Regions from separate parts of the Homo sapiens genome. Here region 2 is linked to region 1. Evidence: read pairs that join two places in POLR2A ChIA-PET (ENCODE). Cell type or tissue: GM12878. All regions are shown on one strand. Each heading gives the region's core, and the rest is flanking DNA. Links, peaks and the distances in the headings are about the cores only.

Region 1 (16,705 bases), core at 2,903-10,902:
AGAGGCCAACCCACAGAAAAACCTCATCTCCCCACTCTTAATCCATTATGATTTCCACCTCAAGAAGGACTGGAGATGCTTGAATGTCAACATTTTATGCTACCACAAAAAAAGTTTTTATTGGTTTTTGAAATGGGGCTTGACAGTCTAATAGAATTTTGATAAATGGAAAAGCATACATTGTTCTGGGCAAAGAAAACAGCACAAACACGTTTGCGTGATATATTCTGACAATATAGGCTACCTGGTTTGGCTGACGTACAGGCACAACCATACACAACAATGGGGAAATAAAGGTAAAAAGGTAGACTGCAACCAGTTTAGAGAGGGACTCCAATACCAGGTCAAGTTGTTTGTTATAAGGCTGTAGAGATTGACAGAATCCATCATTTAGAGACAAGGAGTTAAGAAAACACCCATCGTCTGGGGTGTCCACTGGGATGATAAACATATATTATGTTTTTAAAATAATTTATATCTTATATTTTACTCTAATTCCCTGTAATTATTACCAATGACAATGCTTAGAAAAGCGTTTTCTAAGGAGAGCTTTCTATTTTCTTAAGAGATAATGTGAGTATAAAATGATGGTAGGTGGGGAGTTGCTCAAGGGACAAGGGTCAGAGGCAGAGAGTACAGTTACCAGGCTGTTGAGATTCTCCAGTGGAGCAGAAACCTGGAATGGGAAGGTTGAGAATTGGTGGGATCAGTCAGAAGGTGCAGCCAACAGACTAATTCCTGGGCTGTTGCAAACTACAGAAGACACAAGAAAATCTTCAGGGAACTTACAGGAGCATGTGACTGGAGGCTCGATTGTGATGTCTGTTAGCACCTATTTCTTTTTTTTCTTTTTCTTTCTTTTTTTTTCTTTTGAGATGGAGTTTCGCTCTTGTCGCCCAAGCTGGAGAACAATGGCACGATCTCGGCTCACTCAACCTCCTCCTTCCGGATTCAAGTGATTCTCCTGCCTCAGCCTCCCAAGGAGCTGGTTTTACAGGCGCCTGCCACCATGCCTGGCTAATTTTTGTATTTTTTAGTAGAAATTGGGTTTCACTACATTGGCCAGGCTGGTCTCAAACTCCTGACCTCAGGTGATCCACCTGCCTCGGTCTCCCAAAGTGCTGGGATTACAGGCGTGTGCCACTGCGCCCAGCCCAGCTCCTATTTCTTAATGGGTGTGAAGCACAGACAAAACCACGCAGTCACATATCCTAATAAGAGTCAATATGGAGGTCCTTTTAGATATAAAAGGCAGTACATTTCTTAGCCAAAAAAAAAAAAAAATACTTTCAAGGTAATGCTAAGTAATTATGATTAAAATGTCTAAATTCAGTGTACTAAGAGTAGCCATGACAAAGGCCTGTATCCTTTGAAGCTGGACAAATCTGAATTTTAATCCCAGGTTTGTTATTTATTAATTGAGTGATCATGGGCAAGTTATTTAACTCCCTCAACTTCAGTTGCCTCCTTTGTAAAAAGCAGAGAAGTGTGGAGCAGATTAATCACATGGCATGTGGGAATGCTTTTGTACAAAGTTCCTGGCACACAACTGATATTTGTTTCTTCCTTCTTCTTGGTAAACTCGGTGCCAGATAAAAGGGAAATTACTAATAACCAAACATCCTGTAAGCTTCCAAGTTCAACTTCCTTTACTAAAACTTTATAAGAATTGCTAGGTAAGAGCAAGATATATTTTTAAAAATTTTCAATTTATTTTTATTTTTATTTTTTGAGATGGAGTCTTTTCCTGTTACCCAGGCTGGAGTGCAGTGGCGCAATCTCGGCTCACTGCAACCTCTGCCTCCTGGGCTCAAGCAATTCTCCTGCCTCAGCCTTCCAAGTAGCTGGGAGTATAGGTGCCCGCCACCTAATTTTTGTATTTTTAGTAAAGATGGGGTTTCACCATATTGGCCAGGTTGTTCTTGAGCTCCTGACCTCAAGTGATCCGCCCACCTTGGCCTCTAGGTAAGAGCAAAATAGATTCATTTCCTTTTTCTTAGCTGCTCAGACAGGTATTTATGAACAAAAACAATGCCATATACCCACTCAACAGGAAGAATAACAACAACTTGTACAATTCAATAGTGAAAAGAAATATAATCCCATCTTTAAAATGAGCAAAGGATCTGAGTAGACTTGTCTCCAAAGAAGTTATACAAATGGCCAACAAACACATGAAAAGATGTTCATTATTAATCATGAGAGAAATGCAAATCAAAAATACAGTGAGGTATCACTTTGCACCCACAAAGATGGCTTTAATAAAAAATAGGCAAATATTTAATGAGGATACAGAGAAACCGGAATCTTCATACATTGCTGTTGGAAATGTAAAAGGATATAGCCACCCTCGAAGTCTGTTTTGCAGTTCCTCAAAAACATTAAACATAGAGTTACCATATGATGCAGTAACTCTGCCACAGGAATACACCCAAAAGAATTAAAAACATGTTTACACAAAAACCAATACACTGATGCTCATAATAGCATCACTTGCAATAGCCAAAAAGTAAAAACAACTCAAATGCCCATCAGCTGATGAATGGAAAAACAAAATGTGGTGTGTATCTATACAGTGGAATATTATTGAGCCATAAAAATGAATGAAGTACTGATATCATGCTATGACATGGATGAATCTTGAGAACCTTATGCTGAGAACCTTGAGAACCTTAACTGAAAGAAGCTGGGCACAGAAGGCCATATATTGTATGAATCCATTTATATGAGATGTCCAGAATAGGCAAATCTATAGGACAGAAAGTAGATTAGTGGTTGCCTCCAGCTGGGGGTTGGGGACAGGAGGAAATAGGGAGAGACTACCAATGGGTACGCAGTTTATTTCTGGGGTGATCAAAGTATTCTAAGACCGATTGTGGTGATGGTTGTACAACTCTGTGAATATACTGAAAGTCATTTAAGTGAATAATTTAAATTAATGAATTGTCTGGTGGGTGAATTATATCTCAATTAAAATGTAAAAGAAAGAAGAATGATGGACTGCCAGATCCTGAAACAGAACTGCCTGCTCTGTTTGATTGAGAAGATCACGAGGCTCAGGGTGCAGACTGTGGAAGGCATTCCAACCACATCTCAATGATAGAGACAGTGACCTAAGTGACCTTCTCAGGTCATTTAGCATTATTCTCTTCTTGGGTAGAAAAGTGGCATTAGCACCTAACTTTGCCAATTAATACCTTACTACTCTCCATGGGCATGGCCGTGCTTTGTGGTCTTTGACAAAGGGTACCAGCCCCTCAAAGATTATCCAGCCTCGACCTCAATTCTTGGAGAATCAATGGGATCTGAGGCTTCTTACAGTCATTCGTGAATTTAAGTCCCAAACCAGCCTGCCTCTCAAACAAAAAGTTTAGCTCACTTCATTGAAATCTCTTTTTGGTTCTATAACCCACAGTGCATACTAAACACAGGGTAGAAAGCCCTCATATTAAATAATTTTAATTTCTTGACTTCAAAGGTTGCTATTTCTCATGCATCTGAGTTTTGGAATAGCAGACTCAGACTTGCTACAAGAATATCCATAATACTTAAAAAATAAAAAAGACAGGGAAAAAGAATACCCATAGAAGAAGAACAGGATATGGTAATACTGAAAATGAAACCAAAATCCAGTCCAACACTCACTTCCATACTTGGGTCATCATTCATCCTGATGCAGCCTGAGAGATTCGTTCCTGGGCTGGGGCCACTTGTGGGGCCTGGGCACCTGGCAGTAGGAAGTAGAGTTATTTACTACAGGTGAAAAAACTGCAAATCTTAGCAGATACTAAACTATAACATGGTTCTCACTCCCCTACGCCCAGTCCTAATTTTATCAAATTTCTAATTAAGTTCATGGTTTAAGTAACACATAATGAAAGAGAGTTCCCACCTCCATCAGAGAGAGGTTACAAACAACAGAGAATCCAGTCAAAAATGAAAATGAAGCATTTGCAATTCAAAGCCATCCTTCCTCACCCTCAATATAGAAGGGAAATTTTATTGAGGTAGATTAGGCCCTCACAAAATGCACTGACATTTTTTAATGTTTCCTAAGGAAGATGAGTCTGTATACTTAAAAAGGCAGGTGCAAATGAGCACCGAAGGAGGATGAGGGCAGGGACAGGTATAGGTTCCCAAAGGCTTGTTAACCTTGAGTGTGAAAGAAACAGAAATAGGATCAAAACCTGTCTAAGTTAACTTAGGAGGATGTCGTTGATATTGTGATCAATGCCCCCAGTTCCTGAGACAGACCTCCTAAAATCCTTGTAGACAGAGGTGCTAGGGGAATCTTTACTCTAATATTTGGTCTCTGATCCTGGTTCCTGATACGGAGTGTCTAAGACCTTGTAATTTCCCGAGTGATAGGAGTGTTTGACGCGAAGCTCCTGAATCTCTTGAAATTTCCTGAGTATTACGAGCATCTTCTGTTCTAACGCGGTATCTCTTGGTGGGCTTCTGGATAGCCTCAGGATGAGGGGCTGGTTGCCAGGGGAACCAATCTGTGGTTTGAGCGTTGGAACTTTCAACTCCACCCTGCCAAGCTCCTGGGAGGGGAGGGGGCTGAGGTGATCACCAATGGCCAATGATTTAATCAATCGTGCCTAGTAAAGCCTCCATAAAAACCTGAAAGGACAGCACTTGGAAAGCTTCTGATTTGGTGAACTAAAACATAGCCATGTGCTGGGAAGATGGCACACCCCAACTCCACAAAGACAGACCCTCCTGTGCTCGAGACATTTCCAAACCTTTCCGATGTATCTCTTCATCTGGCTGTTCATTTGTATCCTTTAAAATAGACTTTGTCACCTGGCACAGTGGCTCACACCTGTAATCCCAGCATGTTGGGCGGCTGAGATGGGAGGATCACTTGAGTCCAGGAGTTCAAGACCAGCCTGGGCAACATGGAGAAACCTTGTCTCTGTGAAAAATACAAGGTCAAGTGCTGTGGCTCACACCTGTAATCCCAGCACTTTGGGAGGCTGAGGTGGGTGGATCACCTGAGGTCAGGAGTTCAAGACCAGCCTGGCAAACATGGCGAAACCTTGTCTCTACTAAAAATTCAAAAATCAGCTGGGCATGGTGGCAAGGGCCTGTAATCCCAGCTACTTGGGAGACTGAGGCAGGAGGATTGCTTGAACCCGGGAGGCAGAGGTTGCAGTGAGCCGAGATCATGCCACTGCACTCCAGCCTGGGCAACAGAGTGAGACTCTGTCTCAAAAAACAAACAAAAAAACAAAAATTAGCGGGGTGTGGTGGCAGGCACCTGTGGTCTCAGCTACTCAGAAGGCTGAGGTGAGACAATCACCTGAGCCCAGGAAGTCAAGGTTTCAGTGAGCCCAAATTACTATTGTACTCTAGCCTGGGTGACAGAGTGAGATCCTGCCTCCAAAAAAATAAATTTAAATAAATAAATAAATGAATAAAATAAACTTTGTAGTAAGTGGATAAATGTAAGGAAAGTGTTTCCCCGAGTTCTGTGAGCTACTCTAGCAAATTATTTGAACCCAAGAAGGGGATCTTGGCAACCCCCAATTTATAGAGAGTTGGTCAGAAGCACAGGTCACAGTCTGGAACCTGCAAGGGGCATCTCAAGCAGGGACCAGCCTTGTGGAACTGAGCCCTTAACCTGTGGAATCGGATGCTATTTCCAGGTAGATAACGTTGGAATTGAACTGAATTACTGGACGCCCATTTCATGTCGGCTGGAGAAGTGATTGGTGTGTGGAAAATTGCTTGGAGTGTGGGGAAAAAAACCCCCACACATCTGGTATCAGAAGTGTGGTATTGAGACTACAGTAGGAAAAAACACTCCATTGGTGAGTGTGTTTTTCCTTTAGATTAGAAGATTAGTCTGTGTACTTAAAGAGGAAGAGGGTAGGGTGCAGGGACAAGGACAGGTTCCCAAAGATGTGTTAACTTTGAATGTGAAAGAAAGAGAATTATGATCAAAATCTACCTATGTTAACTTAGCAGTCTACGGTATAGTCCTAAAAAGTGGAAACATTTTAGGTAGTCTAATTTGTCTTTTAAGCTTTAGAGTGGTATTATGAAATTCAAGAAAAGCAAGAAAACTACACTTCAAGAAAACTACAGCAATAACTTTATCTCAAAATTGTAAATTTTCGGCTGGGCGTGGTGGCTCACACCTGTAATCCCAGCACTTTGGGAGGCCGAGGAGGGCAGATCACTTGAGGCCAAGAGTTCGAGACCAGCCTGGCCAACGTGGCAAAACCCCATCTCTACTAAAAATACAAAAACTAGCTGGGCATGGTGGCATGCGTCTGTAGTCCCAGCTACTTGGAAGGCTGAGGCATGAGAATTGCTTGACCTCGGGAGGCAGCCGAGATCACATCACTGCACTCCAGTGTGGGCAAGAGAGCGAGATTCCATCTCAAAAAAAAAAAAAAAGAAAGAAAGAAATTGTAAATTTTCAGGAAGTTAGAGAAGTTCGACAATAAAGATGTGATCTCACGTTATGAAAATCTGACCAATTAAAATGTTAGGCAATGGGAATGGGCCACCCATGAGGAGTAGAGTAAGTAAATTTTGCTCTTAACCTACTTGTGTTGTCTTTTTACATCCAAAGCACCATCCTTTACTTCTCCATATGTGGGCCTTTCACACAGAGTGTGGATTTGGTTGGCTACACCTGAGAAAGGTGTTGATTCCAGGGTTGGAACTGCTGTAAAACTATCCAGAGATAAGGCATCTGCAGTAGAACAGAAAAAAATAAAAATAGAGACCAATTTCTGGTTCAAACTATATTGAAGCATAAAGTCTTTCCTTCTTGAGAGACTGAAAAAGTGAAAGTTAACCCGCTTCTATTCACATTTTAACATAAACTCCCTTGATGCCTAATCACAGAGGGTAAAAACGTCAAATGCTTAATTTTAACAAAGCATTTGGGAATGATAGTAATATTAATATATATAAAATAATTTTAGTTCTAATAATAATATTTACAAAATAATAATTTCAAAAAAGTTTTTTTAAGTGTGGGAGAGGTCAGAAAACCCCTGCCCACTAAGCAACTAGAGAGGTTAACAATCTACAGCCAGCGGGTGAAAATCCAGCCAGCTGCCTGTTTTTGTAAAGTTTCACTGTAGCCAGATGTGGTGGCTCACGCCTGTAATCCCAGCACTTTAGGAGTCCGAGGCAGGTTGATTGCTTGAGCTCAGGAGTTTGAGACCAGCCTGGGCAACATGGCAAACCCCCATCTCTACAAAAATGACAAAAATTAACTGGGTGTGATGGCATGTGCCTGTAGTCCCAGCTACTTGGGGGGCTAAGGCAGGAGAATCATTTGAGCCCAAGAGGTTGAGGCTGCAGTGAGCCGTGTTCGTGCCACTAAATGACAAAGTGAGACCCTGTCTCAAAAAATAAATAAAGTTTTACTGGAACACGGCTGCACCCATTTGTTCACACATTGTCCATGGCTGTTTGTGTGATGCAACAGTAAAGTTGAGTAGTTACAGCAGAAACTAAAATATTTACTATCGGGTCTTTTACAGAACAATTTTGCAGCCTCCAGAAGAGAAAAGCATTAGACATGGTAATTAGAACCCATCAAAGAATGGTAGGGGAAATAGGTTGAGATCACAAATCATTTATTAGGGAAAACCATCTTGTTATGTGTGTTTCTGAGTATAGGAAGCAGCAGAGTTTAATAGAAAAAACATAGGGTTTAGGGTCAATCAGAAATTTTTGGTTCAGATCCTGGCTCTGCCACATACCAGTTGTGTGATCTTGAATAAATAACTAAGCCACTCTGAGCCTCAGTTTGCTTATGTATAAAGTGACAGATGACCTTGGGCAAATTATTAACTCAATGTTCCTCTGTTTCCTTATCTTTTGAATGGTAATTATATTAACATCTACCTCACAGGGATGTGTTGAGGATTAAATGAGTTAATAGATATGTTAAGAGCATAGAACTGTGTCTGGCACATAGCAAGCATTCTTTCTCTCTCTCTTTTTTTTTTTTGAGACTGAGTCTCACTGCGACACCCAGGCTGGAATGTGATGGTACAATCTCGGCTCACTGCAACCTCCAATTCCTGGGTTCAAGTGACTCTCCTGCCTCAGCCTCCTGAGTAGCTGGGACTACAGGTGTGCACCACCATGCCCAGCTAATTTTTGTATTTTTAGTAGAGACGAGGTTTCACCATATTGGCCAGGCTGGTCTCCAACTCCTGACCTCAAGCAATCCGCCCACCTCGGCCTCCCAAAGTGCAGGAATTACAGGCTTGAGCCACTGCACCTGGCCAGCAAGCACTGTTTAAGTACTCCCACTGTTGGTGGTGGTTATTGTTACTGAGTTATTGCAAGTAATCTCTAAAAAGCACTAATTTATACTGCCTGACACAAAATAGACACTCCATTAGTATTAGTAGTTTTTCCTTCTCAAATTTAAATGATCCACAAATCACTCTACTTTTTCTCTTTATTCCTTCTTAAATTTACTTTGATAATCATTTCTTTTTGTCATTTCAGAACTAGACGTTAATTTTAGCTTTTAACTGCATCCATGTTATCCTGAGAGGTGTCACTACTTTGACCACTTCTTGGAATAAAGCTCTTTCTCTTGGCATTGAGTATAAATTTGACCCACAACCCAATTTTCCTTCTCCAAATGTCTCTTCTACTGTATCTCAACCCAAAACCTTTCATTTTCAAAATGACTTGCCTACCTTTGGCTCTTTTTCAAACACTTAAGGCTTTTGATTCTTACTTCTCTTCTTATTTTTTTTGTTTTGTTTGCTCATGTTACTCTCACCCATTAGAATACTTTTTTGATGTTTTTTGCTTTTCCAAAGCCAACTAATCTTTCAAGGCCAGTTCAACTCTAACCTCTTCCATGGAATCATCTTTGACTTCTCTGAGTCCAGGTCTTGTCTCCTTGCTAGTCTGTGAGCTACTTTAGGACTTATTCTTTTTTGTTTGTTTGTTTTAGAGATGTTGCCCGGGCTGGTCTCGAATTCCTGGGCTCAAGCAACCCACCTGCTGTGGCCTCCCAAGGTGCTGGGATTATAGGCATGAGCCCCCGTGCCTGGCCAGGACTTATTCTTTATCATGCATAATATGTTGCCTTGCACAGAGCAGGTACTCAAATATATATTGATTGACTGAATTCAGGGGTAAATATACACGTATTCAACAATTCTTCCTATACAAATGTAATAATAACTAGTTATTTTCCCTTTCAAATAGAACTCTACCCCTACTTGTGTCTGAGCAGGTATAGAAGGGGGGCTTACCCAGCAGAGGTGTGTACCAGCACGTATGTTTCAAGGTCAGGGGTGTCTGATGTATTCTTGCTTCTTGACCACCATATAGTTTGTGGCAACACTGCTTCTGAACAGAAAACCAAGTAGTATTAGCCATCTAAAGGAATGTAACATATATTTCATAATCTACTACCTCCATTTCAAAGGTGGAAAGAATATCACTAGTCTCAAGTGACCCTGTGAGAGAGATCAAGAAGAAAATAAATTCTGTCAAGTAAAAAAGCTTTCAAGTGTTTGATCAAAAGGTATACATATGAGTAACTTATGATTCTTATTTAAAAGTCACAATTTAGTAATCTAGGAGAATGCTAACATCATCAACTCCAAATAATTGACACTTTGATGTAAACAAAGGCTTTGAGGAAAGAGGTATAGGTGAGGAATAAACTTAGTTACATAATTCTTCGTGATACTGCAATTAAAAAAAGTAAAACAGGCCGGGTGCGGTGGTTCATGCCTGTAATCCCAGCACTTTGGGAGGCCAAGGTAGGTGGATCACTTCAGGTCACCAGCCTGGCCAACATGGGGAAACCCCATCTCTACTAAAAATACAAAAATTAGCCGGGCGTGGTGGTGTATGACTGTAATCCCAGCTACTCCGGAGGCTGAGGCAGGAGAATCTCTTGAACCCAGGAGGCGGAGGTTGCAGTGAGCTGAGATTGCACCACTGCACTCCAGCCTGGGCGACAAAGGACCAACTAGGTTTGTGTGTGTGTATGTGTACATTTACAAAAACACGTATCTGTTGCCTCACTTGATAATCTCTTGATAAAAGCAATATATGCAGTTCTAAGACTACTGATACATACTGGATTTAGCTTTCTATTACAGGATAGTTGTTGATTCACAATTACTACCTAAATAATTTCAAAAAGCTCGCAATTACCAATTTTTCTTGAAGAGGTTGTTGAATTGCATCTGCGCAGGACAGGGAATCATAGTGAGGAAATTCCTCATCTAAAAAGCTCTGTCAAGAGAAAATGGTAGAGTGTATTCAAAGACAGAATGATGAAAGAGTCAAAGATCCCAAACACATTAGACTTAATAGAAGATATGACACTACCCAAAGTGGGTGAAATTGACAAGTTCTTTTTGTATTCTACTCCAAGGGAACACATTTGTAATTTTAAACCTCCCATTGTATTTGCCCCATTACTTGATCTAGGAATGAAATCTGAAGATCGGGAACAAGAAACTGAATGGCTTTGTCACTGAAATCTGTAGGCAGAGGCTAAAGAAGCTTGTTAGAGATGCAACTCAGAGTAGTGAAAATGGTGTCTGTGAAAATTTGATAGCTATAAAATTATTGCCTTAATCCAAGAGGTAGATTCACATCTATCATAGTTATATTATAATAGAAAATGTTGTTGGTGTTCTTGAGATGATTAAAGCATCTTTAGATATGGAGGTTTTTCCAGCTCAACTTATTGCAGAGGGCTTTTCAGGCACTCTGCCTAGCTTAATCTTCCACATGGTTTTTTTTTTCCTGCTTTAACAGATGTGTCTGCATGATGCCCTAGAAACAGATACATGCAAATATCACCCTTCTTTCTTTCCTCCTCCATCATCTTCCTCCAGTGCCAACCTTGCTGCCTTGCTGTTCCCTTATGTTCTTCATTTCTGAACAAAAAGGAGATTCACCAAGTATCACAAGGGAAGGAAATACACTTTACCAGGGATATCTTGAGATGACCCATACAGAAAGAAATAGAAAGTTTAATTCAAATATGAGAAAGAAAAAAGAGACAGTAACCATCAAAGCCTATTCAAGAATACTCAAAATTTCAGCATATTATAAATTGAATGATATGCCCTTACTATCAGAAAGGAGGTCCCCAAGACTGAAAAACTGGCTGTTCGCTAATAGATATAGTGGTGGGGCAAAGAAAATTCTGAAATGCTTCCTCTCTAGAAGATATTATCAGTAGCCACTCACTAATGTAAGATCTCCTTTCTTATTTTGCTAAATACTTTAAGTGCAGAAGAGAACAAAGTCCACCAAAACATTTTCTTCTAAACTGGTTATTTAATTTAATGATTAAAGTCATTGTCTGTTATAAATTAGCTTCAAAACCTTACATGAATTGAACAACTTCCTCCACAGTAACTGAACACATATCAGAGATATTTTACCTGAAACAGCAAGCCATGGTGTTCCCCTTCAATGAACTCCTTTTGAAGTGACTCAATTGTTGCTACAAAGAGAATTTATAACCAGCTCAATATGACCATTTTAATTTAATTAATTAATGAATTTATTTCAAGACAGGATTTGGTTCTATTGCCCAGATTGGAGTGCAGTGGCATGATCTCACCTCACTGCAAACTCTGCCTCCTGGGCTGAAGCCATCCTCCTGTTTCAACCTCCCAAGTAGCTGGAATTACAGGCACATGCCACCCACACTCAGCTAGTTTTGGTATTTTTTGTAGAGATGGGTTTCACCATGTTGTCTAGACTGGTCTCAAACTCCTGAGTTCAGGTGATCCACCCACCCCGGCCTCCCACAGTGCTGGGATTACAGGCATGAGCCACTATGCCCAGTATGAGCATATTTAACCTTGTCTCCTTTAATTCATTTCATTGCTTCAAAAACTTTTAATGGCTTTAAATTTGGGGCCTCAAGAAAAGGAAAGGGAAAATAATGATTTCTGAGAATGGCACTCTCAACTTATGACTCGGGAAAAATGGAAAACCAGGCTAGAACAGATAAGCCATTATCTCCCTTGGGTATTTAAATTTTACTTTGATAGATACATGTGAATTGTCTTCTAGAAGTGAGTCACAGAATTGTCTAATCTTAAGCTAAGAATACATCTTAGGCCTGGTGCAGTGGCTCACACCTCTAATTTCAGCTCTTTGAGAGACCAAGGTGGGTGGATCATTTTAGGCCAGTACTTTGGGACTAGCCTGGCCAACAGGACAAAACCCCATCTCTACTAAAAAAAAAAAATACAAAAATTAGCTGGGTGTGGTGGCGCATGCCTGTAATCCTAGCTACTTGGGAGGCTGAGGCAGGAGAATCACTTGAACCTGGGAGGTGAAGGTTGCAGTGAGCCAAGATCATGCCACTGCACTCCAGGGCGAGACTCCCTCTCAAAAAAAAAAAAAAAAAAAAAAGAAAATACATTTTAGAGGTCATTCAGTCTGACCTCCTACTGATAAAGAAATCCTATCTCCAATAAGCCTCTGCTTGAGCCCTCAAATTACAGCCCTAGGATCCCAGAATCCTACAAGTAGATCTCAGATCATGAGAACACTGATGTGCAGACGATTGAAAAGGTAACTGGTAAATCATGGAGCTGAGATTAGACTCATGGAACAGAGCTTAACTCAGGGTATCATTCTGTGAAACTAAAAATATTTGTTTTTCTGCTTAAGTAAAATCTCTAAAGGTCTTATGCCTGGAATAATGGAAATGGGGGAAAAGTACCTAATATTTAACTAGCTCTTTGATGTACATAATAACATATTATTTATTTGACAAATCCTACTCTCTGAAACATAGCCAAAACCAGAAAATAAACCCAAATCTTTTGAACAACTAGAATAGATACTGATATTTATGCCCTTTATTCACGTGGCAAACCTCACACTTCAACTCAAGCAGTGGGCTCTGGGTATATACATAATTTTCACCAGTTTGACTGCCTTCTCAGCCCAAAGAAGATTAAAAGCAAAACTTAAACAAGGATATAAGGAGCTCTGCTAGATGGAAGCATATTAATAGCTACCACTTTTTTTTAAAATCACTAACAGCCAGGAAAATTATTAACAGCAGATACTCTGGCATCCAAAATACATAGAAATCTGGTGCTTCTTATTTTATAAACCAACAGTTTTATATCTTAATAGCCTGGAGAAATTCTGAGTCATGAGCATAATGCTAATGAAAAGAAGTACATAATCTAATTTTTAATTTTTTTCAGGAAAAAGGCTCTAAAAGCTTCAATTATGTAGAAAATTACCTATGTAAATTTTTTATTTTATAGGACTTTTTTTTGGTAAAAATAACTTACTTCTCAATCAAGCTTGACATAGTGTTACTAGGCCCACTAGGAGCAAAACAGATGTTTGTTTTTCAAACATCTCCCTCACATAGGAAGAAAAGCATATTTTTAAAAGAGTATTTCTAGGCTGGGTGCGGTGGCTCATGCCTGTAATCCCAGCATTTTGGGAGACCGAGGCAGATGGGTCACCTGAGGTCGGGAGTTCGAGACCAGCCTGAACAACATGGTGAAACCTTGTCTCTACTAAAAATACAAAAAAATTAGCCAGGCATGGTAGCACACACCTGTAGTCCCACCTACTCAGGAGGCTGAGGCAGGAGAATTGCTTGAACCCGGGAGGCGGAGGTTGCAGTGAGCCGAGATCAAGCCATTGCACTCCAGCTCTGGGTGACAGAGCAAGACTCTGTCTCAGGGGAAAAAAAAATAAGTATTTCTAACCTACAAAAGTAATTTAAAATTTATTTCTTATTAATACTTAGGACCCTGGTAAAGATGAAATTTTTAAAAAATTCTGTCTTAACTGTATTAAGAAGGAAGGCCCTGTGCTCCTTCTGATCTACATCTAAACAATAGCAACCAAAGCAATAAGAAGTGGCCATCGTGTGTTTCTGAAGGTCGTGTATCTCCAAAATACAAATTCAGAATACTATCTTACAATTGCCAATGAAGCCGTGTTTCAGAAGCGATGATGAGCTAGTATAAGATTGTCTAAATTGCCCATCTGCTTGCTCACCAGGCAATCTTGGGTTTTAGAAACAGTCTATCTTGAAGCATTCAAATTGAAAGCCTTATTTCAACAGATGTTTTGTGCAATGCATAGCAACTATTTCCATATTTTCCACATGGCAAAACAAGTTGGCTTATGACCACAATTTGCATTCACCTTTGCATTCTGCTTTACATGTTTGGAGTTGGACCTGTAATGCCTCTAGAACAAATATATGCTTCATATAGAAGGAAGTAAAACAATGGCTACTGTATCCCCTGCTGTTGCCATCTGCCATGTAGGATGGGACCAGGTGTCTTGGATACATTGCCTCTGAAGAAAGTTGAGATAAAGCAACTTTCTAAATGACTAAGCAATGAGGTCTCAGGCAAAGGCCCCACAATTAATTGCCTGTTGAAAATGAAAATTATAACATTATTAGAGCCGTTATCATGTTAGCTATCAATGATGGATGACATTTATAGAGTACGGGGCTTGTATAATACTATCTATACTGGAAAAAACCTCATGTTCTGTAAAATTGTATATTAAAAATATCAGGGTTCATTAAAGAACCCCAGACTAAGATCAACTATTCATAGCACATATCTGTCAAAGGACTTATATCCAAGAATAAAAGGACAGAAAACTTAATTTTAAAATGGGTGAAAGACTTAGACACTTCACAAAGAAGATATACAATGGCCAATCAGCACAAGAAAAAGGTCCCAACATCATTACATCTGAAAAATATATATTAAAATCACAATGAAATACCCATTTAGTAGAGTGGCTAAAATGACAAAGATTAACACTACCAAATACTGAAGATGTGGAACACTAAAACCACCCACACTGCTGGTGGGAGCGTGAAATGCTATAAAAACTACCGAAAACCATTTGACAGTTTCTTAAAAAGTGACAGTCACAGCTATGCTATGTCCTAACAGTTCTACTCCTAGATATTTATTCTAGGTGAAATAAAAACATATGTGCACACAAAGACTTGTACACAGACGTTCATAGCAGCTTTGTCCGTCGTAACCCCAAACTGCATATACTGCAGATATCCAATAACAGCAGGAAAAACAATCAAATTTTGGAATATTCATACAAGGAAATACAACTCAATAATAAAAAACTACTACTAAGAAACACAACATAATCCCATCATGCTGACAGAAAAAAGACAAACACACAAAAAAGTACATACTGTGTAACTGAGTTCTAGAACAGGCTAAGCTAACCTATCAGACCAGTGGTTGTTCCTTAGGGTGCTAGAGGTGGAGGCGGGGCATTGACTGGGAAGTTGCACAAGGGAAGTTTCTGGGGTGATAGAAATTCCGTGTTTTGATGTGTATTTATCTACCTGGTTGAATAGTATACTCGAGATCTGAACATTTTATGACATGTTAAATACATTAATAAAAAAGAAGTTAAAAGTATAAGAACAAAATAATGCAGGGATTATGAGAGAAATAGGGTTAAGAAGAAACCACTAAAAAAATACATGCAGCTGGGCAGAGTGGCTCATGCCTGTAATCCCAAAACTTTGGGAGGCTGAGGCAGGAGGATTGCTTGAGCCCAGGAGTTTGAGACCAGCCTAGGCAACACTGCAAGATCCTACCTCTACAAAAAATTTAAAAATTAGCCAGGCATAGTGGTGCTCGCCTATAGTCCTAGCTACTCAGGAGGCTGAGGCAGGAGGATCACTTGAGCCCAGGAGGTTGAGGCTACAGTGAGCCATGATCCCACCACCATAGTCCAGCCTGGGTGACAGAATGAGATCCTGTCTCAAAAAAAAAAAAAAAAAAAAAAAATCTGTCTACCTGTCTACCTACCTACCTACCTATCTGTATGTATGTGCAACACTGTAACCAGAGTACTAACAAACACACTTATTATTAGTACTAAGAAGATCACATGCATCACTCAGACATGCAACTTTAAATGCCTCACAGGATATTAGAAATACACAAAAACAAGAGAGTGGAAATGCTGGTGATGCTTTCACTAGAACAGTGGTGGTGGGGTGAAAGGCAAATGTAGATAGAGGCAGCGAGGCTAACAAGGTGAACACAGGAGGGAGTATGATTGGACACAGACCAGGGCTCTACAAGGCTGGGGTAGAGCCCTATAAAGTCCAGAGCCCTGTAGAACCCAGAGTGACTCTGGGGAGGGAGGCCCAGGTGCAGACACTTATTTTAATTTTCTCAAAATAAAGCTGAAAGGGTTCCTGTTGCCTGTTCAGCAGCCAAGCTAAGGACTTTTTCCTTTCCTGAGGAAGGTGAGAGTTCTATTCCTACCAATCCAGATCCAAGTGCCAAGAAAATCGTGAATGAAACAACATAATTTCTATACTATATAACCACAGCATTTCCCCATTTACAAATCACAAATGAGATGATTCATGTTATAGAAACGTATTCTAGCAGAACACAAATATCAACTGTGGCCAAGCATTAGCTACTATTTTGCATTTATTATGTTATTTATGTAATTCACAACAACTGCATTTAACCAAAGAGGATACTGAAGCTCAGAGAGGCAATGTGATTTGCTCAACTTTACCCAGCCACTCTTCTGTGGACTTTGAGTGAGAACACAGGTTTGTTAATTTCAAATCCCATGTTCTTAATCATTATACTATACTTCCCAGATTACTTCTCCATATCTGCATTTTTCATTTGGGAAAACTTGG
Region 2 (16,705 bases), core at 3,171-11,170, 260 kb before region 1:
ATTGTTGTTGTTTTTAATCTAAAACAATTAAGATAAGCATGCTGTGAATCATCAGAATAACTATCTTATAGCTGAGTAGTGTCACGTGGTTTTGGTGTCCTCGTTTGCATTTCTGCTTCTGAGCAGGTTAATAGCAAGCCAAATGACATCATGCTTTGTTGCACAAGCAAGCAAAGGTTCCCAGCGATTTGAATAGAGGAAAGTGGTAGGAAAATGGAATCATTACATTGAGCATGATTTACTGGCTTGTTGAACTCAAGAGAAAATGTGCTGTAGTGGACAACTCTATGCTAGAGCAGGAGTCTGGAGTGTACATATTATGTTTTATACAGTCCCTCTCATGGCAGTTCATTAACATTAGCATAGTTACAATTTTAAAACTTTAAAAAACTATTCTCTTTTTCTTTAATACATTTATTTATTTATTTATTTATTTATTTATTTATTTATTTATTTGGAGACAGGGTCTCACTCTGTCACCGAGGCTGGAGTGCAGTGGCACGATCTTGGCTCACTGCAACCTCTGCTTCCTGGGATCAAACGATCCTCCCACCTCAGTCTCCCGAGTAGCTGGGACTACAGGTGCGAGCCACCACACCTGGCTAATTTTTGTATTTTTTTGTAGAGATGAGGTTTCACCATGTTCCCCAGGCTGGTCTTGAACTCCTGAGCTTAAGCAATCCACCCACCTAGGCCTCTCAAAATGCTAAGATTACAGGTGTGAGGCTCTGTGCCTGGCCAAAAAACTATTCTCATGTACTCTATTTTGCAGGAAACTATTAAAATTGTTGGCAGAACAAGATAATAAATGATAAACATTAAAAAGAATTTCAAATGCCCAGACAATGGCAGTGAGTCAAGGGATTCCTCGTGTGAGAAAGCAAAGGAATCATGTAGACAAAAACACAAACACATTGTTCTACTATTTAATTCGACGTTGACAGCTTAGTTTCCGCAGAACATCAGTCATCAGATTAATGTTGTAGAGGTATATTGTAATTTGGTTCTGATTTGTTAATTTTCTTTGATTTTATTGTCATATGAAAGCCACAATAATTAAGGAGTTTTCCCTCACCTAATATTTGTATGTGATTTTAAATAATATAATAAAATAATTTAAGTCAATATTTAGAGTCTTCATGGCTCTCTCCCTCTTTACTCAATTTTGAAAAACACTTGATACAGTGAAAATAACCTTCAAATTGAAGTTAAAAAAAGGCTTGAGTTCTAAGTTAACATTTAAATCTGAGTCTCAATTTACTCATCTGTACAACTGGAATAACACCAAAACCACTTTTTCACTGTTGTTGAAGGTACCTTGATCAATGTGTGACGCCTAATAGGTGTTCAATAAATAGTAGTTAATTTTCATTAGTAACATACTGTCAAAATCTGTAACTGTACAGTTTTGTAGCCCAAATCTGAAAATTAGACGTTTTCCACTGGACTACTTAAGACAGTTGTTGGGCAGCAAGATAACCAACCTAAGAACAGAGGAATGGTTTAGCCAGTAAGTGCATCATGATTCTGTATATAAAATAAAGATAAATATATATAAATTGCCGTATATGTAGTACCAAATATACATTTTGGCCAAGTGGCCATGTGTTAAAATCAATATTCAGCAAAGCTGAATGTTATTATCACCATTAGAGAGTCAACTTCTGGGATACAAAAATAAATCAGAAGTGTTATTTTTTAAAACTGTATTATGATTACAATTATATTATTAAAAATTAGACAAATTTTCAGTTTGATATGACAGTTCAGGAACAGTCATTTCTTAGCAAAGTTGGCTAAGATGGTTTTAGCGCCTGCATTTGTGTTACTGGAGAGACGCCCCCTTTCAAGTGGCACATATAATAGCAACACTCACCTTTTCTGTGCAAAGCAGAAAATAATTTTCAGTAACATGTTTTCTGGAAGAAATGTTGTACCTAGGACTCACAGCTTGGGTAAGTCTAAAATATCCTTTATCTTTACATGGTTACAATCTGTAACAATCATTTTAACAAGCTTTTAAAATATTTTTTGAATCCATAGATTCAAAATCCTAAGAAAGTATCTTAAAGCACTCTTATAAAGGCTATTGCTTTGGAGTTTTGAGTAGTGAGTACAAGGTATGTTTTGAGTGACTTCTCTTTCTCTAAGATTCTGTTCTTTCCATCATGTGCTTTATCTTTTTTTTTCTTTTTAGTTTTTCTTTGGCTATCATATGCTTTATCTTTATCATGAGTGTTATTATACATAATTTTAGAGCTTTTCATTTTTGTGAAATTTATAGATGGTAACACTGAATTATTTTAGTTCATTCTGCAAGGTTTAAAGTAATCCCAAATAGGGTCTTTTTTTTCCTGAAAAATGGTCTATGTGGAATTAAATGACTACAGTTAAATGCAATCCTAAAAGTTTATTTTTGTTTAATGTTAAAAATTTCACATCACAAAACAACTCTTAAGATTGGCATTATGATGTAATTTTAACAGTATCTCGATATTTCTGTCTTATGTTATTATTTTTATGCTTATGAACATTTATTTATAAATAATTTGTTATTTTTCCTAACGTTGTCTAGGAATGCCTCCCTTAAAATGTCCACAATCCTTTATGTCCAATTTAAACATCCAAAGCTCTGAGAAATGGAAATATTTTCATAACTCATTTGGCCACAGAATCTGTGTGATCTGATGTGAGGCTTAGTGGGAATGGTCACACATTTTACCACATAGTAATGTGCTACATCGACTTGTTTCCTAACCCCCCGACCCCTGGAAAGGTTGATAAATATAGTACATGCAATCTACTACCTCCCTAAAATCTGAATAGTTCTTCATTTCAAAGGACATATGATCCCAAGGAATTCAGATAAGGGATTATAAATCTATTTTCATAGTAACTGTCAATCCTGTTCTACTTAACTATTTGAAAGCTGTTAATAATTGAGGAACTTTTTTGGTAGATAAAATTAGTAACTTTATAATCATTAATTATTATAGCATTTTACTCTCAGAATAGTAAAAATGCATTTATACTTCAACTGTCAAAACTGGAACAAAGCGCACAAGTGAATTTTTACTCAAAGTACTATCTGGAATACTTACATGATGAGCATTATAATAGAAATCTTATGTATTCATATTATACTATATATAATATTATAATCACTTATATTTGAAAGTGAATATTCAGATATTAATGTTAATCAGAATAACAAACCTTGTTTGTGTTCCTGACATTATATTATAGAGTAGGCATTCAACCATTCTGCCTTTCGAAAGTCAAGGTCAAGTCTGAAACTGAAACCAAACAGTAAATTTTGTCTGAATTCGGAGGCTGAAGCCAGACTTCAGTGTATCCTAAATTATGTATGTATGTGTATTTTCCAATTTTGCTCAAAGACCATTATTACATTTTTAAAAGTGGTTTAGAGTCTCATAAAAATTTAACAGAGTGAACATTGGTAACATTGGAACTTACCTTTCAGAAGTCAAATCTTAGAGCTCTCTTCTTCAGGACTTTTTAAGCCTAAAATTTAGAATTATTATTATTATTGTTTTTTGAGATGGAGTCTCACTCTGTCACCTAGGCTGGAGTGCAGTGGCACAATTTCAGCTCACTGCAACCTCCGCCTCCTGGGTTCAAGTGATTCTCCTGCCTCAGCCTCCCAAGTAGCTGGGATTATAGGTGCACACCACCATGCCCTGCTAATTTTTGTATTTTTAGTAGAAACGGGGTTTCACTATGTTGGCCAGGCTGGTCACGAACTCCTGACCTCAAGTGATCCTCCCACCTCGGCCTCCCAAAATGCTGGGATTACAGGCTTCAGCCACCCTGCCCTGGAATTATTATTATTTTTTTAATCAAGAGAAAAAATAAGACTATCTCTGGGTGGAGGGCTATAGTATATGTGTGGGTAGGGGTAGGGGAAGTCCATGGATAAGCTTCCTTTGGTGGAGCATGGGCTTTGTATCCACACAATCTGTATTCAAATTTCAGTTTCTCTGTTTTCTAGCTGAATGGTCTTGGGAAATTGGCTTATTTTCTAGACAGTTGGTGTCTCCACTTCCAAAACTGAGGCAACAAAATATACCTTTCAGGGTTGTTGATAATATTAAATGGGTTAATTTATGTAACTGTCTAACATAGAGTTACACTATGCATATTACAGAATTTACTGTCACCTAGTAAACAGTAAAACAGTGCATGGCTCTTCCTCAAGGGAAAAAGTTTTGAAGAGGGAAAATGCAAGTGTGTGATTAAACCTCTGCCTTTACTAAACAAACTAAATACATCACTGAGTGCCTCTTCCGTCTTTTCTTTAATCTTGTGCTAGTTACTATGCCCATCCACATATAGAATTATCTGGAGGCCAAAAATATCTGAGCTCCTCAAGATGAAAAGTGTTGTTCTAACCAGTTCTTTCAGCCACATCAAAAATGGGCCACACATGAAAGTTTGATCTCACCATCCCCCTCTCACTTTTTCCCCTTAGCTTTCAGCTAAGACAGCTGCTGGATTCAGCCCTTTTCTGTGTCCCTCAGAGAGCTATGAGAACTGAACCAGAGCAGCTACACACCAGCCATTTCTCCATGACCAGGAAAATCCCTGAGCATGCCCACGACACTAAGCATATCTCTGGAAAATAGATGAGTAGGGAAGCATTTTGCAGTGGGTGGGCTGGAATTCATCCCATTCTGCATGAATTTCAGAGTCTTTCCTTTGAAGTTCAGTCCCTGACCTACAATTTGGAAGAACTGGGAATGTTTCTATTACCGTTATCATCAGTAGTGGTTTTATTGTTACTCACATTATGAAAGATATTTCTTCTTATCTTGAAATAGGGCAAATGAAGTATGAGGAACAATGCTTGAAAGTAAAAATATGCTTCTCATTTTTCTGGGATAATGCTTAGAAAATGTGATGGCCATCTAAGACAAAGCTTACTTAAGTGATTTAACTATCATTTTAAGGAATTCATTTTTTAAAAATCTCATTTATGGTTCATCACTTCAGTATTTTTATGCTGAGTTGCCATATCTTATTTAATTAACTTGCTTATTGTTTTGTGACAATCGTATCCTCTTTTGGTATTCTCACTTTTTACATGAAATAGTAAATATATTTCCTAAGTTCCAGGAAAAAATGAGAACACTTTAAAGAGCTGGAAGTATACTATATCTCACGCTTGATGCCAGTAAAAACAACCCACAAGCCAATAAAGGGAAGACAAAGGAAATGCAGTGTCTGCAATGAGTCATTTAACAATATGGTAGTAAAAGGTAAAAAAGAAAGCCCTGGATTGTTTACACTCTTCTTCTGCCCCTCAAATACCCCATCGAAGCCCTTCAACTTTAGCAGATCATTATTTGCATCTACTTTTTTAAGGAAAGAGAGAGCAGGCAACATGTCCTTTACTGCCTCTACCCTGAATTTCTTCAGATGGCTAAAGAGGAAGAGACTAACCCCCTCTCCAGGGAAAACTCCTCATCTATGCCCTGTTCTCATTCTCTCCAGCCTTCTCCACGGCCTTGCCCTCCATCAGTCATCCTTCTACAAAGTGTCAATCACTCTTGATTCTTCTTGATTTCTCCTTGACCTATTAATGGAAACATGCTGGGTGTTTCCCATCCCCATTTTAATGTCCCCTCTGCTTTTCTACCTTCATTACAAAATGGTCACTTTAAATCTAGGTCTCCCACTCTACAAAAATGGTTCTCCTAAATGTCCCCAGTGGCCTCCCTAAACACAAATTCATTGGACTTTTCTCTATTCTTACCCTCTCTGATCTCGGCAGCATCTGACACTGCTGACACCTACTTCCTGTTGAATTCTCTTCCTTGAAGTCTTAGACTCCCCTCTCTGAACCTTTAACCTCACTGTACCTCACAGATTTTCCTTCACTTCTACTCATTAAATGAAATACTACAAAGAGTCTTTCTTGACCCTCTTTTTATCTTACTCTCTTTGGTGATCTTTTTTGGAAAGCTTATTTACTCAACTTTTTCAACTTTCTGCAAATGACTCCAAAATACGTGTTTCCAGTCCTGACTTCTCTCCTAATTCAGCATCTGAATTTCCAGTTGCCTGCTAAACTGCCATATCTCCAAAACAATTAAAATTTTAAATTTCAAAGCCAAATGAAGCATCTCATCTTTGAAATGTTCTCATCTAAACTAATACATTTTCAGCCTCCAAGAGCATTTGGGAGCACATTCAGCCTCTCCCTTTCTCTCATACCCTACATGAATTTAAACGGTGAAAAAAAAGATGAAACTTTGAAACCAGACTGACTTGGGTTGAATCCCTGTTGTGCCACTTTCCAGAACTGTGACCTCAGGTTAATTGCGTGATCTCCCTGAGTTTCTTCATCTGAATTAATCAGGTACCCATATTTACTCAGCCCAGGTATTGCACCAGTTAAATGAAACAATGTTCACAAAGCACCTTCTATGTGCCTGACGTATCACAGCCAGGCAAATAATTTTTATACATTTTTAGTTTTGCTTACAAATAGTCTCTTTTATTGTAACATTTTCTCTTTTGATATTACTGACATTGTCACCACCTTAGTTTTGCGTCTCATTACCACTTGCCTGATGATTGCAACTTTTCTAAAAATATTTTCTTGCTTATCTCCCAGCCTCCTGTCCATCCTCGTTACTACTGCTAGAACTCCTTCTAGAGCACTATTATCTTGCAATGCTACATGGCTTACAGAATAGATGACAAGCTCCCCATCTTAGTATTTAAGTTTCTCCACAACCTGTTCCTTGTCAACCTTTTAAAATCACGGCTGCATATGCAGTCCCCTGAGCCCAGTGCTTTAGCCAGACTGGACCCTTAATTCGACATTCTTTACTTTCCTAGCTCCTTACTTTTGATCACTCATGCTCTTTGCCAACTGGTGGTGTCTGGTTAGGCCATGTGGCCATGGGGCCAATTGTCTGCATTTATTAAAATGGTACCAAGAGGAAACCACAGGAAATAGCCTTTACTTGACATAAAAACTATGTGCCAGAAACATTTCTAAGTGCTTTGGAGATATTAACTCATTTAATCCTTATAACAACCTTATGAGTTAAGCACTATTAGGATCGTAATTCAGAAGATTAAGAAACTGAAGCATACACAAAAAGTTATGCCAGGTTTCCAAAATCATTATAAATAGCACAGCCAAGCTTCAAATACATATAGCGCAGATAGTTGAAATCGTCAAGAGTCTGTGCTTCACTTATCACTATGCTGACTTTCCTAAAAGTTTGTCCGGAGCAGCACCAACGTAAGTAGTTTTAACTGAGGTTGCCAGTCTCCGTGAAGCTAGACACCAACGATTAGGACCAAAAAGGTCAGGAATGAGATGCATTGATGTGTGAGGAAGTTCAAGGTTGACAGTTGCAAGATGAGCAGATGGGAATTTCCTGAGCCCAAGTTCAGGGGCTCATGACACCTTTAAACACAGTACCCATGACCTCTGTGATGGCCAAGTTGGGAGAGCTAAGGGATCTGACACAAGCAAGTCTGTCTGGTTAACAGTCATCTGTCTCACCCTGTCCCCATGAGGTGAGAGCTTCCTGGGAGGAGGAATTATGCATTCCTAACCTTTGTGGCCTCCTAGTATCTGACATAGCACTCTTATTTAGTCAATACACATCAGGTGCCTATGTGTGTTAGGAACGGTATGGGGTTTGGGACATTTCATGGTTTCTTCCCCCAGAGTTGCTACGGTACTTTTTCTCTGATTTGATCTGTAAATTGTATTTGTACAAGACATGTGATTGCCAAGAGCTTTCTCCACAGTCTTTGCAGAAGCAATATAAATCACCTTAAAACCACAGGGCTTTCTGGAAATGAATTAGGGCTGAGACTTAAAGAACCGACTCTGGGGAATTTTAATTAGAACTGCAAATTCATCACACAGATTCTTTGCCATTTGGTGAATCAAACCTATCCCAATAAAACTGCTGTGCTTGGCTCAATTACAAGTGCTATGCCGTCTCCTCTGTATTCCTTCTGGTATCCTGCATAGTGTCTAAATATAGTAGGTTTGCTATACATGCTAGATGAATGCATGTCTGATGATAAGAAATGCTAGTGAAACTTTCACATCTGAGCACTTCTCGTTTTTGTCTCTGAAGTTTAAAGTTGTTTTCCTCAGGGGGAAAGTTGGCTGGTACAATGGAGAAGTGTCTGGGCTATTGATCACAAGTCTCTAACTCTAGAATTTAGCAAACAACAAAAAAAGTTTGAGATAAATGTCTCTATTTTAAAAGCTTACACAAAGTAAAGTTCATTCTGTACACTATTGACCACCAACCTAGACATTCAATGTTTTCTTCCACTTGGGATAAAAAAAGAGGTTTTCACTGCATTTTCTCCTAAATCATATAATTATAGGGGTTTTGAAATTACTGGACCTAGTCTTTGCCCTTCAGGCAGAAAGTATGTTTAAAATTTTCCCTAAGTAAAAATCATTACAGTTGTGTCTTGAATTTTGTATGTAGCATTAGTTCATAAAGACATAGAGGGAATAGGTACTGGCTTGCTTTATTTGCAGTGTCATGAAGAAGTCAGATGTAGCTAAACCTTTTCTTTTGTGTAGTCCTTGAAGTGGTATAAAAAAGGAATTGATGTGGTTTCATCAGTCCTAAACCAGAATCTGTCCCCAACACTGACCTACTAAGAAAATAAGAAATAAGTCAGCTTGGTTGCTTCTTGTCCATTTATAACCTGAACACTTTTTTAACGGTTAGGGACAACTTTTGATGAAGTAAAGACAAATTTCAGTATCAGCAGAGACTATATTAACACATGCTTTATAGTAATTAAAATAAATTAATGGCAATGATACAATAAAACTCCACTGTTCTTTAAAAAAAAAATTTCCCTGAGCAGATTAGTTTGTCTTGTTTTTAAGATACGTTTAGAGATTGCACAACCACCACCAATAGCCAGTTTAGTGTTTAATAGCCCAAGTCTTCTTTCTTTCTTTCTTTCTTTTTTTTTTGAGATGGAATTTCGCTCTTGTTGCCCAAGCTGGAGTGCGATGGCGTGATCTCGGCTCACTGCAACCTCTGCCTCCTGGGTTCAAGTGATTCTCCTGCCTCAGTCTCCCGAGTACCTGGGATTACTGGCGAGCGCCACCGCGCCCAGCTAATTTTTTTGTATTCTTAGTAGAAATGGGTTTCACCATGTTAGCCAGGCTGATCTCAAACTTCTGACCTCAGGTGATCTGCCCACCTCTACCTCCCAAAGTGCTGGGATTACGGGCATGAGCCACCGCACCTGGCCTCAAGTCTTATTTCTAACCGAAACTTTCCAACCTTTCTTTCTTGTCTCTTCAGTGGAGCTGGAGAACAACTAGGTAACTTTGTGTAATTACTTTATGAAGTCATTTCTTTTTCTCAAGAAAAGACATTTAAAAATTTAGAAAGTATAGTTAGTGAATTATAAACCCCTGCATTACAGTGCCTTCCTGTACATAAAAATGCTTATATTAATATAGAGACAAATAACATGGATATATGTTGTAACTAAACAAATATTTGAGATTGAGTCTTGGTTCTAACTCTTACTAGCTGTATGGTTTTAAAGGAATGTAATATCATCTTTATGAAATTCTGTTTCTTTATGTAATATAATCTTTATGAAATTCTGTTTCTTTATCTAAATTAATGTGCAAAATGAAATCACAATAACTTAACAGAGAGGTTTTCTTATACCATGAAACAATGTTGATTTGGGGATGGGAGCATGCCAGCTTAGCAATAATCCAATACTACTCAATTATCACAGCAGAATAGGAAATTAGACTCGTATGCCTACTTTGTTCATGAGGCTGTAAATTCTTCAGGACAGGGATTCTGCCTTATTAATCTTCATAGCCTCTATTACCTGTGCAATGTACAACATAGGTATTTAGCAAATATGTATGGGATTTAAAAATTGTCTGATTGAAATATTCGTAATACTTTAAATATTAGCTGGGCTGTGCAAAGTGTCTCATACCTATAATCTCAGCACTTTGGGAGGCCAAGGCGGGAGGATCACTTGAGCCCAGGAGTTTGAGGTCAGTCTTGGCAACATAATGAGACAACGTCTCTACAAAAAACTGAAAAATAAAAAATTATCTGGGTGTGGTAGCACGTGCCTGTAGTCCTAGCAACTCAGGAGGCTGAGGTGGGATGATTGCTTGAGCCTGGGAGGTTGAAGCTGCAGTAAGCTGTAATCATACCGCTGCACTCCAGCCTGGGCCAACTAAATAAATAAATGTATGTTAGCTGGTTACCTGAAGGGAGACTTGATATACCAAAATAATTCCTTCTCATCTTCAAGGTGTAGAAAGACATTTTCCTTCTTGTACTTCATATATATCAGCATGAAGATTTTAAATTTATCAACAAACTAAACCCAAATTGAGTAATATAACATGTTCTAAATCCTGGAAACGCTTCTTTGCCCTGAAACTATATGTTCATTCTAAAAGGAGAAAAAAAATAGATCATATAGAGCAACAAGATTAAATATTAGACAAAGAAGGAAGTAAGACATTTGAAAACTGACATGACTGAAGGAAGCAACGCACATTTAAATGGCAAATATTTTACTCCAGGGACTTGGCTAAAGCATTTGAAAATCTAGGGGCCAATTATGTGAACTCTGAAGACTGTCGGGAGGGTAGTTACGACTATGTGGGTGCTGGAAAAGAATATGTCTTTTCTTTGCACAGGCTTCCAGAACTAGTTCTCATGAATGCCTAAAATATTTGTTGTGGTGTTTTATAAAGTCATGTCAGGAGCTTTTTTTTTTCCCCCCTTGCTTTTAGAGAAACTATTGTCCTCTTGAGCTTCTTTTCATAGTGTATATTTTTGGATATTTGTAGCAACTTCATAAATTCTTTTAACTTTTTAGCTTAGCCATGTGATATAAAACTTTTCCATTTAAAATGCAAGTTTACCAAAAGAGAAGGTGTTAATAAGAAAATTTCAGTTTTTCCTCTTTCTTCTGGTTGACCTTGTCAAACAAAAGAACTACTTGAGTTTACCTTCCAAGGTCTTGATTAGGGAATGAATAGACTTTAGACACACACACACATACACACACACACACACACGCACACCCTCTCGCACTCTTTAAACACACAGATATATAGAAAAAGAATTTTTTTTTTTTTTGAGATGGAGTCTCACTCTGTTGCCCAGGCTGGAGTGCAGTAGCGCAATCTCAGCTCACTGTAAGCTCCGCCTCCCGGGTTCACGCCATTCTTCTGCCTCAGCCTACCCAGTAGCTGGGACTACAGGCGCCCGCCACCACGCCAGGCTAATTTTTTTTGTATTTTTAGTAGAGATAGGGTTTCACCATGTTAGCCAGGATGGTCTCGATCTCCTCACCTCGTGATCCGCCCACCTTGGCCTCCCAAAGTGCTGGGATTACAGGCATGAGCCACTACACCCAAGCCATAAAAAATATTTTCCAAAAGGGCTTTTTCTTCTAAAACTCCCTGGGATTGGGTATCTTGCGCCTTTGTTCCAGATGGGCTAATGATCAAAGAACCTGAGGCGATACCAGAACCCACCAACTAGACAATGCTTTTAGGGTGAGCACAATCTATTCGTGACACTTGGGCTACACAAGGCCATTCAGACTCAGCTGCAGGAATTTCTGTCCAATCGTAGAGATTCTTTGTTACTCATCATGAATGCCATCTATCACTCCTCACGGTATAGCACTCCAGGCAGGAAAGCCTCTTGCCATCTCGGGTGCAGAGAATACTGACACAAAGTATGTGAACTACAGATTCAGATGACAGGTATTTTGCAGAGGAAAATACATTATGAGAGATACTTTTCACAGCAAGGGGGATCCTTTGATTGGGGCTTGTCCTCTGGAACCTTCAAACCCTTTTGCAAGTTCTAGATGCCATTTGTATACTTAGCGCAAACCAGGGAGATACAGCCAGAGTTAAATCTGTGAGTGGAAATTAACTTGGAATCACTTTTTGTTTGTTTGTTTCAATAGGTTTTGGGGGAACAGGTGGTATTTGGTTACATGAATAAGTTCTTTGGTGGTGATTTCTGAGACTTTGATACACCCATCATGCAAGCAGTATACACCATACCCAAAGTGATCTTTTATTCCTAACTCCCTTTCCACCCTTTGCCATGAGTCCCCAAAGCCCATTGTATCATTCTTTTTTGTTTTGTTTGTTTGTTTTTTTGTTTTTTATTGAGACAAGCTCTTGCTCTGTCACCCAGGCTGGAGTGCAATGGTGCAATCTCTAGTCACTGAAACTTCTGTATCATTTTTTTTTTTTTGAGACAGAGCCTCTCTCTGTCGCCCAGTCATGATCTCGGCTCACTGCAACCTCTGCCTCTGGGTTCGAGCAATTCTCTTGCCTCAGCCTCCTCAGTAGCTGGGATTACAGGCCTGCTCAACCATGCTGGGTAATTTTTGTATTTTTAATAGAGACAGGGTTTTGCCATGTTGGGCAGCCTCGTCTCGAACTCCTGACCTCAAGTGATCCTCCCACCGCGGCTTCCCAAAGTGCTGAGATTGCAGGCCTGAGCCACTGTGCCTGGCCAAAAACTTGTATCATTCTTATGCTTTTGTGCCTTCATAGCTTAGCTCCCCCTTATGAGTGAGAACATATGATGTTTGGCTTTCCATTCCTCAGTTAATTCACTCAGAATAATGGTCACCAATTCAATCCAGATTGCTGCAAATGCTATTATTTTGTTCCTTTTTATGGCTGAGAAATATTTCATGGTATATACATATATACCACATTTTGTTTATCCACTTGTTAATTGATGAGCATTTGGGCTGATTCCATATTTTTGCAATTGTGAATTGTTCTGCTATAAACATGCATGTGCAAGTATCTTTTTCATATAATGACCTCTTTTCCTCTGGGTAGGTACCCAGTAGGGGGACTGCTGGATCAAATGGTAGTTCTACTTTTAGTTCTTTAAGGAATCTCCACACTGTTTTCCATAGTGGTTGTACTAGTTTACTTTCCCACCAACAGTATAAAAGTGTTCCTTTTTCACCACATCCACGCCAACATCTATTATTATTTTTTGATTTTTTGATTATGGATATTCTTTAAGGAGTAAGGTGGTATCACATTGTGGTATTGATTTCCATTTCCCTGATAAATAGTGATGTTGAGCATTTTTTCATACGTTTGTTGGCCATTTGTATATCTTGTTTTGAGAATTGTGTATTCATGTCCTTAGCCCACTTTTTGATGGGATTGTTTGTTTTGTTCTTGCTGATTTGAGTTCCTTGTAGATTCTGGATATTAGTCCTTTGTTGGATATATAGATTGAGGAGATTTTCTCTCACTCTATGGGTAGTCTGTCTGCTCTACTGATTATTTCTTTTGCTGTGCAGAAAGCTTTTTAGTTTAATTAGGTCCCATCTATTTATCTTTGTTTTTGTTGCATTTGCTTTTTGGTTCTTACTCATTAAGTCTTTGCCTAAGCCAATATCTAGAAGGGATTTTTCCAATGCTATCTTCTAGAAATTTTATGGTTTCAGGTCTTAGATTTAAGTTTTTGATCCATCTTGAGTTGATTTTTGTATAGGATGAGAGATGAGGATCCAGTTTCATTCTTCTATATGTGGCTTGCCAATTATCTAAGCACCATTTGTTGAATAGGATGTCCTTTCCCCACTTTATGTTTTTGCTTGCTTTGACAAAGATCAGTTTACTGTAGATATTTGGCTTTATTTCTGGATTCTCTATACTATTCCATTGGTCTATGTGCCTATTTTTACACCAGCACCATCCAGTTTTGGTGACTATGGCCTTACAGTATAGTTTGAAGTTGGGTAATGTAATGCCTCCAGATTTGTTCTTTCTGCTTAGTCTTGCTTTGGCTATGTGGGCTCTTTTTTGATTTCATATGAATTTTAGGATTTTTTTCTAGTTCTGTGAAGAATGATGATGATATTTTGATGGGAATTGCATCGAATTTGTAGATTGCTTTTGACAGTGTGGTCATTTTCACCATATTGATTCTACCCATCCATGAGCATGGGATGTGTTTCCATTTGTTTACATCATCTATGATTTCTTTCAGTGGTGTTTTGTAGATTTCCTTGTAGAGGTCTTTCACCTCCTTGCCTCCTTGGTTAAGTATATTCCGAAGTTTTTTTTTTGGTTTTTTTTTTTTTTTGCAGCTATTGTAAAAGGGGTTCAGTTTCTTATTTGATTCTCAGCTTGCTCACTGTTCTAACAGAGCTATAGCAGAGCTGCTGATTTGTGTACATTAATTTTGTATCCTGAAACTTTGATGGATTCATTTACCAGCTCTAGGAGCTTTTTGGATGAGTCTTCAGGGTTTTCTAGGTATATGATCATGTCATCAGCAGACAACAACAGTTTGATTTCCTCATTACCAATTTGGATGCCCTTTATTTCTTTCTGTTGTCTAATTATTCTGGCTAGGACTTCCAGTGTTATGTTGGATAGAAGTGGTAAAAGTGGGCATCCTTGTTGTATTAGTCAGGGTTCTCTAGAGGGACAGAACAAACAGGACAAATGTACATATGAAGGGGAGTTTATTAAGGAGTACTGACTCATATGATCACAAGGTGAAGTCCCACAATAGGCCATCTGTGAACTGAGGAGCAAGAAAGCCAGTCTGAGTCCCAAAACCTCAGAAGCAGGGAAGCCAACAGGGCAGCCTTCAGTCTGTAGTCAAAGGCCTGAGAGCCCCCTGGCAAATCACTGGTGTAAGTCCGAGAGTCCAAAAGCTGAAGAACCTGGAGTCTGATGTTCGAGGGCAGGAAGCGTCCAGCACAGGAGAAAGATGAAGACTGAAAGACACAGCAAGTCTAGTCCTTCCAACTTTTTCTGCCTGCTTTATTCTAGCTGTACTGGCAGCTGATTAGATGGTGCCCACCCAGATTGAGGGTGGGTCTGTCTCTCCCAGTCTACTGACTCAAATGTTAATCTCCTTTGGAAACACCCTCACAGACACACCCAGGAACAACTCTTTGCATCCTTTGATCCAATCAAGTTGATACTCGATATTAACCATCTCAAGTCCACCCCTTGTCAACTTGAACCCATACACATCTCCTGCAATCATACATAATTTTCAAATAAAGACAATAATAAGGTCATAGTTATGCCTAACATAATAGGGCTATCCTTCATACAATCAGAATTACACTAATCCTTAATCTAAATGCTATTACATAAAGTTAACAATACTTAAATACTGATATGAAGTCAAGAAATCTTATGTCACATGATAAAGGAAAAAGAAAGAAAATAAAATGAAGATATTTTCTTAGTACAAGTGTATACATGCACAAACATGTTCCTAACAAAATAAGGAGGAAATCCGTATGACAATTACAGTCCTCTTTTCTGCAACTGGTCATGTGGTTGTAGCTAGTATTGATGACTACCTTCTTCTACCACCCATTCTGTATTCCTTTTGCCTTCAGGAAGCACCTCAGTGGGTCACAGTTTTTTACCTGATGGAGTGGCCCAAACCTTCATTCCTAAATGGTCTGGGCCATTTGTAGTCCTGCCTGATTTGGGTTGTTGTAGTTTCCCATTGACCTTAATCACAGGGCATGGTAATACTAAGAGACACCCTAAGGGATCTCTTGTATTCCACACATACTCTTCCCTACCTCCATCATGGACTCCCTTACCTCCATAGTAGACCGACTTCATAGTGGTAATCTGGGCCAATCACCACAGCCAATACTGTAACTCCCTTCTTAGCCTGTTGACTTAGGGATAGGAGGAGCCCAAAGTGTCCAGGTGGCAATCTTAACTTCCAGTTTAATGGAATCATTGTGTCTCCTGGTAGTTGCATTCCTCCTTCTGGAACTAAGACCTCTAGACTAGCAGAACACAATGTTGCAGGAACAGGAAGCAAAAATTTTGCTAGTGGGTCACTAGGGGTGATGGTAAGTGATGCCATTTCCACTTCCACCCCCTGATTCCTGGACCCATGAATCCTGGCTGGCTATGGGAGAAACAGTACCACATATTGGATGCTGATTCAGGGCATACATAGCCTTCTGGAGAACTTAAACCTAGCCCTGCAAAGTACTGTCACCTAGTTGGCGTTGTAATTGTGACTTCAAAAGGCCATTCCACCATTCTATCAATCCAGCTGCTTCAGGATGATGGGGAACATGGTAAGACCAGTGAATTCCATGAGCATGAGCCCACTTCCTTAGCTGTAAAGTGAGTGCCTTGGTCAGAGGCAATGCTGTGTGGAATACAATGATAGTGCATAAGGCATTCCATGGGTCCACAGATGGTAGTCTTGGCAGAAGCATTACATACAGGGTAGGCAAACCCATATCTGGAGTATGTATCTATTCTGGTGAAGACAAACCTCTGCCCTTTCCATGATGGAAGAAGTCCACGTAGCTGGCTGATTACCTTGAGGAATGGTACTATATTGAGGGCTCAGTGTTGGTCTCTGCTGCTGGCAAATTGGGCACTCAGCGGTGGCCATAGCAAGGTCAGCCTTGGTGAGTGGAAGTTCATGTTGCTGATCCCATGTGTAACCTCCATCCCTGCCACCATGGCCACTTTGTTCATGGGTCCATTGAGGGATGACACGGTGGCTGGGGAAAGAGGCTGAGTGGTGTCTACAGAATGAGTCACCCTATCCACTTGATTATTTAAATCCTCCTCTGCTGAGGTCACCCTTTGGTGAGCATT

The links. Peaks named below come from ENCODE experiments on the same cell type or tissue, not always from the same donor. Only the 100,000 strongest peaks of a DNase experiment are listed, where the experiment ranks them.
Region 2: POLR2A ChIA-PET joins it to region 1 with 6 read pairs; 3 of 35 experiments call an interaction of 5 or more read pairs at or near these places.

Annotation. Positions count from the first base shown.
Region 1 is chr12:25,056,372-25,073,076 of GRCh38, reverse strand. IRAG2 (inositol 1,4,5-triphosphate receptor associated 2) reads right to left here. Exons shown (of 22, transcript NM_001366544.2): 2 at 11,424-11,485; 3 at 10,177-10,257; 4 at 9,261-9,357; 5 at 6,565-6,712; 6 at 3,646-3,727. The coding sequence starts at 3,669. Among named protein-coding and RNA genes, the nearest start is that of IRAG2, 12 kb to the right of the region's middle. In GM12878, for the core only: no CTCF peak of the experiment used is centred there; no DNase peak of the experiment used is centred there; H3K4me3 peaks cover 201 bases.
Region 2 is chr12:25,311,654-25,328,358 of GRCh38, reverse strand. No RefSeq gene overlaps it. Among named protein-coding and RNA genes, the nearest start is that of KRAS, 69 kb to the right of the region's middle. In GM12878, for the core only: no CTCF peak of the experiment used is centred there; DNase peaks (open chromatin) are centred at 7,408, 7,748 and 8,098; H3K27ac peaks cover 1,796 bases.